2 separate regions of the Homo sapiens genome follow, and region 2 is linked to region 1. Evidence: chromatin contacts called from ENCODE Hi-C or POLR2A ChIA-PET data. All regions are on one chromosome and are shown on one strand. Each heading gives the region's core, a stretch centred on a gene start or an enhancer-like site at or near the end of the contact. The rest is flanking DNA. Distances are from core to core; before and after follow the strand shown.

Region 1 (2,955 bases), core at 51-2,550:
AAAGGGTTCTATTTCCTTTTCTAGGAGTTGAGCATTGCTGTTGGTTTTGTGGGAGGTAATATTTACACAATCATACTGCTGTGGATGTAGCTAAATAGTTTATTGGTTAATCCCCACACAAGACAGGAAAGATGTAATTATAACTACAGAGAGAAAACAATCATCAAGGTTTTAAAATCTAGCAATGCAAAGGGAGTGAAAGAGCAGACAGAAGCCTGAGGCTAGAAGGCAGGAAAAGAGGCAGGAGGGAGAGGGACCTTGGTACTCATTTTCTTCTTTTACATGGTGGGATGTAGAGAAATACTGTGTAATACTGCTGAAACAGGAAACAGAGCTAACCAATTGAAGGACTAAAAATAGTATAATCAAGAAAACTAGAGACAAAATAGAGGTGAAGTAAGTGTGAATGAGTTAGATACGGGGGAGGCGGTAAGTCAGTAGATTCTGTCTGAAGTTGACACATCAGGGATAGAAGCCTGTCATTTCGTTAAGCTGATCACCATAGAAGGACTGTAAAAGCAATAATGGAAGGGAGTGGAAATGGGGAGTATGGGCCCAGAGACACTTACTTTCCACTTTTTACCATGCTTCTGTTTAGGAAAAGTTACCTGCACATGTATTACTTTTCATATAATTTAAGAAAAAGGAAGAATTTCAGCAAATTGTAGATGTACAGTGTCAGGAATAATTTTCCACGCATACTATGACATTACTGTTATTACTAGGGTACCAGGGACTGCTGTTGCCACTGGTGGAGGGTTCTGGTTTCCAAAGAATCAGGACAAGGGGGTTAAGTTGGGGCAAGGTGACAGATAACTACACCCATGATCCCATTCAGGTATTCAACTGGTTTCATGGTTGGATCCTGATCAAAATATGGCAGAAGTATTTAGATAGAAGAAACATAAAGGAAAGAACCCCACTAGCCTTCTTCAGACTTGCAAAGTGAAAATGTTCCTCCTATAAGGGGCTGCTGGGGAAGCCCAGCACCCTGGCTAATGCTCCAGGGTTGCAGAACCCCGCTTCTTGTTCTGGGATGCCATGGCCATTCTGGAGAGTGCATGTCTGCGTTGCCTTTGTTTTCTCTAGTCTGAGGAGTGGCTGAGCTTCAGGGCACTGACTTCCTCCCAGGAACTTCCTGAAAGGGGAAATTTCGACTTTGCTGTATGAACACTCTGAATGCCTGTGGGTTGAACAATGGTAGCTGCTGTTGTTTTTTTTTCAAGAGGGAGCTCAATTTTGTTTTGACCTTGGGAAGTGTGGATAGTTGTGTTCATGGCGCCTCCATGTGGGCGGTCAAGGAAGAAAGTCTTGGGGTAGGAGCCCTTGGAGAATGAGGACTTGATTTTGCCATTTTTGCTTTTGGCCTTAATCTGTGTTGTTGTGGAGACAGTAGTACTGAGATGGGGTTAGGGTGGGGAATGGAGTGTGGAGAAGGGCCAGGGAAGGAGCTAACTAGAGGGTTAGTGCCAATAGCTGAAGGAAGCGCTCTGCCTTAGGAGGCTTTATAAATAGTTGCCTTTATCCAGTGTGTCTCATTTTGCCTCTCTCAGGCCTAATTTCTAAATAATCCCATTTTTCAAGATAAAGGAGATAAAAAGGGGTACTCTGAGATTCTCCCAGCAGGTGTGAAATCCTGCCTAATAATTGTAGCTGCAGATTTCTCTATCAGGAATTGATTTGCTGTTAATATAGTCTAGTGCTTGATGCTTGCAAAGTCATATGCCTTTGGGATTCAGGCAGGTGGTTTTAAATGAGTGACACTGGGTGGGACCTCTGGCCAACTAAAACCTTATGGCTCATTGAAGCTGTTGTTCAGCTTTGAATGTTGCCATGTATGGAGAGCAGGTTTTTAGGCTTGCCAGAGCTTCCAGTTTTTCCAGGTAAATAAAATATCTGCTTTTTATGTGAAATCTCTTGGATTTTAAATGTTGCCAACTAATCGAAAAGCTTAAAACTATTGTCTAGAATTAAAAAACAAGCCTGGGCCGGGCGTGTTGGCTCACGCCTGTAATCCCAGCACTTTGGGAGGCTGAGGTGGGTGGATCACGAGGTCAGGAGTTTGAGACCAGCCTGACCAATATGGTGAAACCCCATCTCTGCTAAAAATGCAAAAATTAGCCAGCGTGGCAGCGCGTGCCTGTAATCCCAGCTACTTGGGAGGCTGAGGCAGGAGAATCACCTGAACCTGGGAGGCGGAGGTTGCACTGAGTTGAGATCGTGCCATTGCACTCCAGCCTGGGCAACAGAGCGAGACTCTGTCTCAAAAAAAACAAAAACAAAAACAAAAAAAAACCAAAAACCAAAAAACAAAAACCAAGCCTGTTGAGTGGATAGTTTTTGGCTGCCAATTTTTACCACTGGTTAGGACTCTTAACACCTGACCCCAGTTGTTCTTCAGCCTTGATTGTTGAAAATGAGCTGAACATTTACTGGGCACTTTACTTTGTGTTCTACCTTTTTCTAAAAGCATTTAAAGATGCTTTTGTTAAATATAAACTAATATAAATTAGAAGCAGGTGGAAGACAAAAAGTTAAAACAACTGCAGGATAGTAAATGGAATCAGAATGAAATGATACACATAATGTCAGTGAACCTCAAACTGGGCATGGAGCTTGCTAGCAACTGGCATAACATAGAAGCCTTATCAGTTATACCACTTGTAGTATCTTTAAAACAAACTGTTTAACAGTGACATGGCTCTTCCCGATGCCAGGATCAGAAGGACAGCTCTCAGAAGGGTCTTCAAAAGAACACACTGAATCCTATGACTCTCATTGCAGTGAGAGCTTTATAGGATTGTTCTTCCTGTTGCTCTCCATTAAAAGGCCGATAACGGGGCTGAGCGCAGTGGCTCACGCCTGTAATCCCAGCACTTTGGGAGGCTGAGGCGGGTGGATCATGAGGTCAAGAGATCAACCATCCTGGCCAACATGGTGAAACCCCGTCTCTAC
Region 2 (3,288 bases), core at 177-2,676, 260 kb after region 1:
AACAGTAATGAGATGTTCTCATCCTTGATTCTCCCAGCCTCAAACAACACAGCTTACTTTTTTTTTCCCTTGCTCAGAAAGTACCTGTAATTTAACAAACAGACTGCCTGTAGGTATAGTGCAATTACAAATGCTCTAATCATTGTACATACATCTCTCTTGATATTGCAGCATCCATACTGGCTTTGTAATCATTAATTTTTTGGCAGATTGAATGTGCTGTATTGATATGTATCTATGTAATTGTATTGTATGTCTATAGCTAATTCACGTTTTGAATAATGTTATTTTATTTACTTTTTTAAGAGAGGAGAATGTAAATTTGTCAGTTTATTTCTGACTAGGGATATTTTCTTTCCATTTAGAAAAGAAGAAAAAAAAAAAACCTTACTGTCATACAGAGCGGTACTAGCGTCGTGCTGTATAAAATCATTTGCACATTCCTGAGTAGAGGTATACTGATTATAAGACCCAAAGGTAATTTCATAGCAAAATACATAAAATCAGTCGGAGCTTTTATACAAACATGGAAACCAACTTTGTAGAACTTTTGCCATTTGATCTAGGATTGGAATATGAGCTTTTATACAATTCATATTCTTATTTGGCAAATGCACAGTTTAGTATTACCTCTCTGATGGCCTTTACTAGAAAGGCAGTTTTAGAAGCTATTGTGATCCACTAAGGAAATGTTTTAACAGCTAGAGACCACTGCTTGCCTGAAAGGGCGTTCTTAAATTTGGTGCAGCAAAAAAAAAAAAAAAAAAAAAAAAAATTAAACAACAACATTTGAAGGCCTACAGTGTGTATAGAGAAAACCTCATCACAAGATCATAAGTGTTACAGTTTTAGGGAATCAAGATATTCTATTTAATAGAGCTATAGTAAATGTAGTCAATTAAACCTGATCTCAAAGCTTGAAGAAGCTGAGCAAAACAGGGAAAGATTGTTATATTTGTCTTTATGAAATTGGGATGGAATTTGCTATGCAGAATTGAGGTTTGTGGCTTCGCTGTTCCTGTAGGGTGCATGACAAGATCCCTTCTCTTGAGAAAGGAAAAAATTGATCACCCTAGCAGCAGTGATGCATAGAAACCTAATTTTAGCCACACCAGTCAATCGAAGCTAAAGGATTTTCTTTTTTGTTTCTTCGGGGTTTTATTGAAGGGGCTAGGGGCGGGACGGGATTCTTTTCAGTTTTGTATAAAAACAAAGTTTACTCATGCTTTATATTATATTGTGATTGCAAGCGTTATAAGCGTGTGCCACTGGCCTCCTATTGTTGATGCTTAGGTAATGGAGGCCTGTGGTGAGTTTTATGGTGACTTGGGCATGTCTTATTCAAAAACAAAAACATAAAACACAGAAACCTTTCTTCAGCATACCAAGGCAAGCAGCCATTTCATGACTCACTTAACACATTGCAGTGTACCAGTTTACAGATGATTTTTCCCTTTTTGCGTGACATGGCAGTTCTAACCCCCAGAGAATTCCTTATTTGTAAATTGGAAGTTTCTACTATGCCTTACAGAGCTTAAATTCAGAAGTTTGTGCCTCATATCTGAAACAAAGGGAAATAACACACCCATTCAAAAGTAAATAAATCTCCTAGAAGTTTTTGTTTTTAACATTTCCATATAAAGAGCTCTGTTGAATGTCATGAATAGACTGGAAAAAAAAATTTTAAGAACCTGCATATGTTGTTTACTAGCAGATGACAACTACAAAAGGAATCTGAAGAACACGTAAAACTTGTATTTTTTTTTTTTTGGTAGATTAACTAGCAGGCCTATTTTAAAAAGGTAATTCAGCTAAAGGGCAATTTACTTTTTTGTACTTCAGACTATCTTGATTGTCAAAGTGTACGAACTGTAATTTTAAAATTTATACTGCCACATGATTGTAAATTTTAGTTGTCTTAAGTTAGGAATTGGTGAAAAGCTATTTATGCTGGATTTGGGTCAAAATGACTTATTTGCAAAAAAATAAATAATGGGAAGAAAGGGCTGTATAATGAAATACTGCAAGACTCACATATTGGTTGGAAATTTCCCTCAAATCACCTACCGATTACCCTTGATTTCCCTTTGTTTTCAGTTTCTCAAAACGAATGAAATGAAATATAGCAGAATGTTAACCCATATAAAAATAAAGTGTACCCAAATATTGTAATGTATATTGCTGCTCTTCTTCAAATTAAATAAGGGTTTAAAACCACTTAATTGGTAATCAACATCTCAATTGATACAAATAAGGTGTGCTTGGTATACATTAATATTTTCTTCCAAAGATATATCTTTGGTTAGAAACACAAAAAAATAAAACTAGTAATATTGTATGTTTATCTATCTCTACATATTTCCAGCATATGTAGCGTTAATAGATCTGTCCTGGTAACTGTGTCTTTGGGATTTCATTTTGGTTCCATCAAATTAGGAAAAGAAATGGCTTAGTTGTATATGATTAGCTAGAGATTTTTGGAGCCAGACACCTGCTGTTTAGTAGATAACTTAGTACAGACCCTAAACTTGTCATTTGTTTTTCTCACAGAATAGCCATTTCCTGCTGTCTTCCCAATGATCACTGCCCTTTCAATAACACTCTTGCCTCTAGAATCATATGTTCAAAGTATGAATACACACCTAGCACATAGTAGGTGCTCAAATATTAATTTCCTCCTTGCCTTCCTTATCTACCCTGTGTCCTCCATTTCCCCGTATGATTCCAACCCAATATAGCAAATGACATTTACATGTTATGAAAACATCTATTGGGTAAAATCAGATCTTGGATAAAGAAATTCTGACTTTTATATAAGCTTTTGGTAGACAGAAAAAACAGAAAGGTATTCGTTGGTAGAACATTTTTAAGTTCAGGAAAGAAAGCTGGAATAATACTACGTAACTTTGTCCAGGTTACTTTGACTGAAACACGTTTTTGGTGGATTTCTTTTCCTCAAAGAACTCTCTAAATGCAACTCCTTGCTGGATTCCTCACCCATCATCCTGTTGGAAACCCTTACTAGACCTATGTATTTAGGGAGTTTTGTCAGAAAACATTTTTAACTTGCAGTATTTAAAAGAATATTTACTGTTCCTAAAATGTCATTCAAATGCATGTACTGTCTATTGTTTGGGGATGGGAACTAGTTTTGCAAAAAACACCTAATGTTGTATAATAATGCCCCAATGATCTTGCTGGTTAAAAATACAGTATTTTTGGCCATAATTTTGTACTATAGTATTCTTCATTGTTGAGTTTTGCTTCCATTAAAGTTGCCCGAGCCCC

What was found. Hi-C counts contacts between places; a loop is a spot of excess contacts on that map. ChIA-PET counts read pairs that join two places held with the same protein, here RNA polymerase II (POLR2A). Pooled maps may share reads with other maps.
Region 2: a pooled map shows a loop between it and region 1 (7-fold over the local background). The contact joins two enhancer-like sites. A Hi-C loop is called at or near these places in 4 of 50 pooled maps. POLR2A ChIA-PET finds 5 or more read pairs at or near these places in 2 of 52 experiments (CD8-positive, alpha-beta T cell and activated CD4-positive, alpha-beta memory T cell).

Annotation. Positions count from the first base shown.
Region 1 is chr9:77,975,721-77,978,675 of GRCh38, reverse strand. The region is part of intron 1 of GNAQ (G protein subunit alpha q); the gene reads left to right. Among named protein-coding and RNA genes, the nearest start is that of GNAQ, 55 kb to the left of the region's middle. RefSeq lists an enhancer at 1,049-1,343. Within about 2 kb of position 1,300, at least 13 of the 41 ENCODE cell types and tissues checked have a DNase peak (open chromatin) inside an H3K27ac peak, as active enhancers do.
Region 2 is chr9:77,716,214-77,719,501 of GRCh38, reverse strand. It overlaps GNAQ (G protein subunit alpha q), which reads left to right. Exons shown (of 7, transcript NM_002072.5): 7 at 1-3,288. Among named protein-coding and RNA genes, the nearest start is that of GNA14, 70 kb to the right of the region's middle. Within about 2 kb of position 1,426, at least 3 of the 41 ENCODE cell types and tissues checked have a DNase peak (open chromatin) inside an H3K27ac peak, as active enhancers do.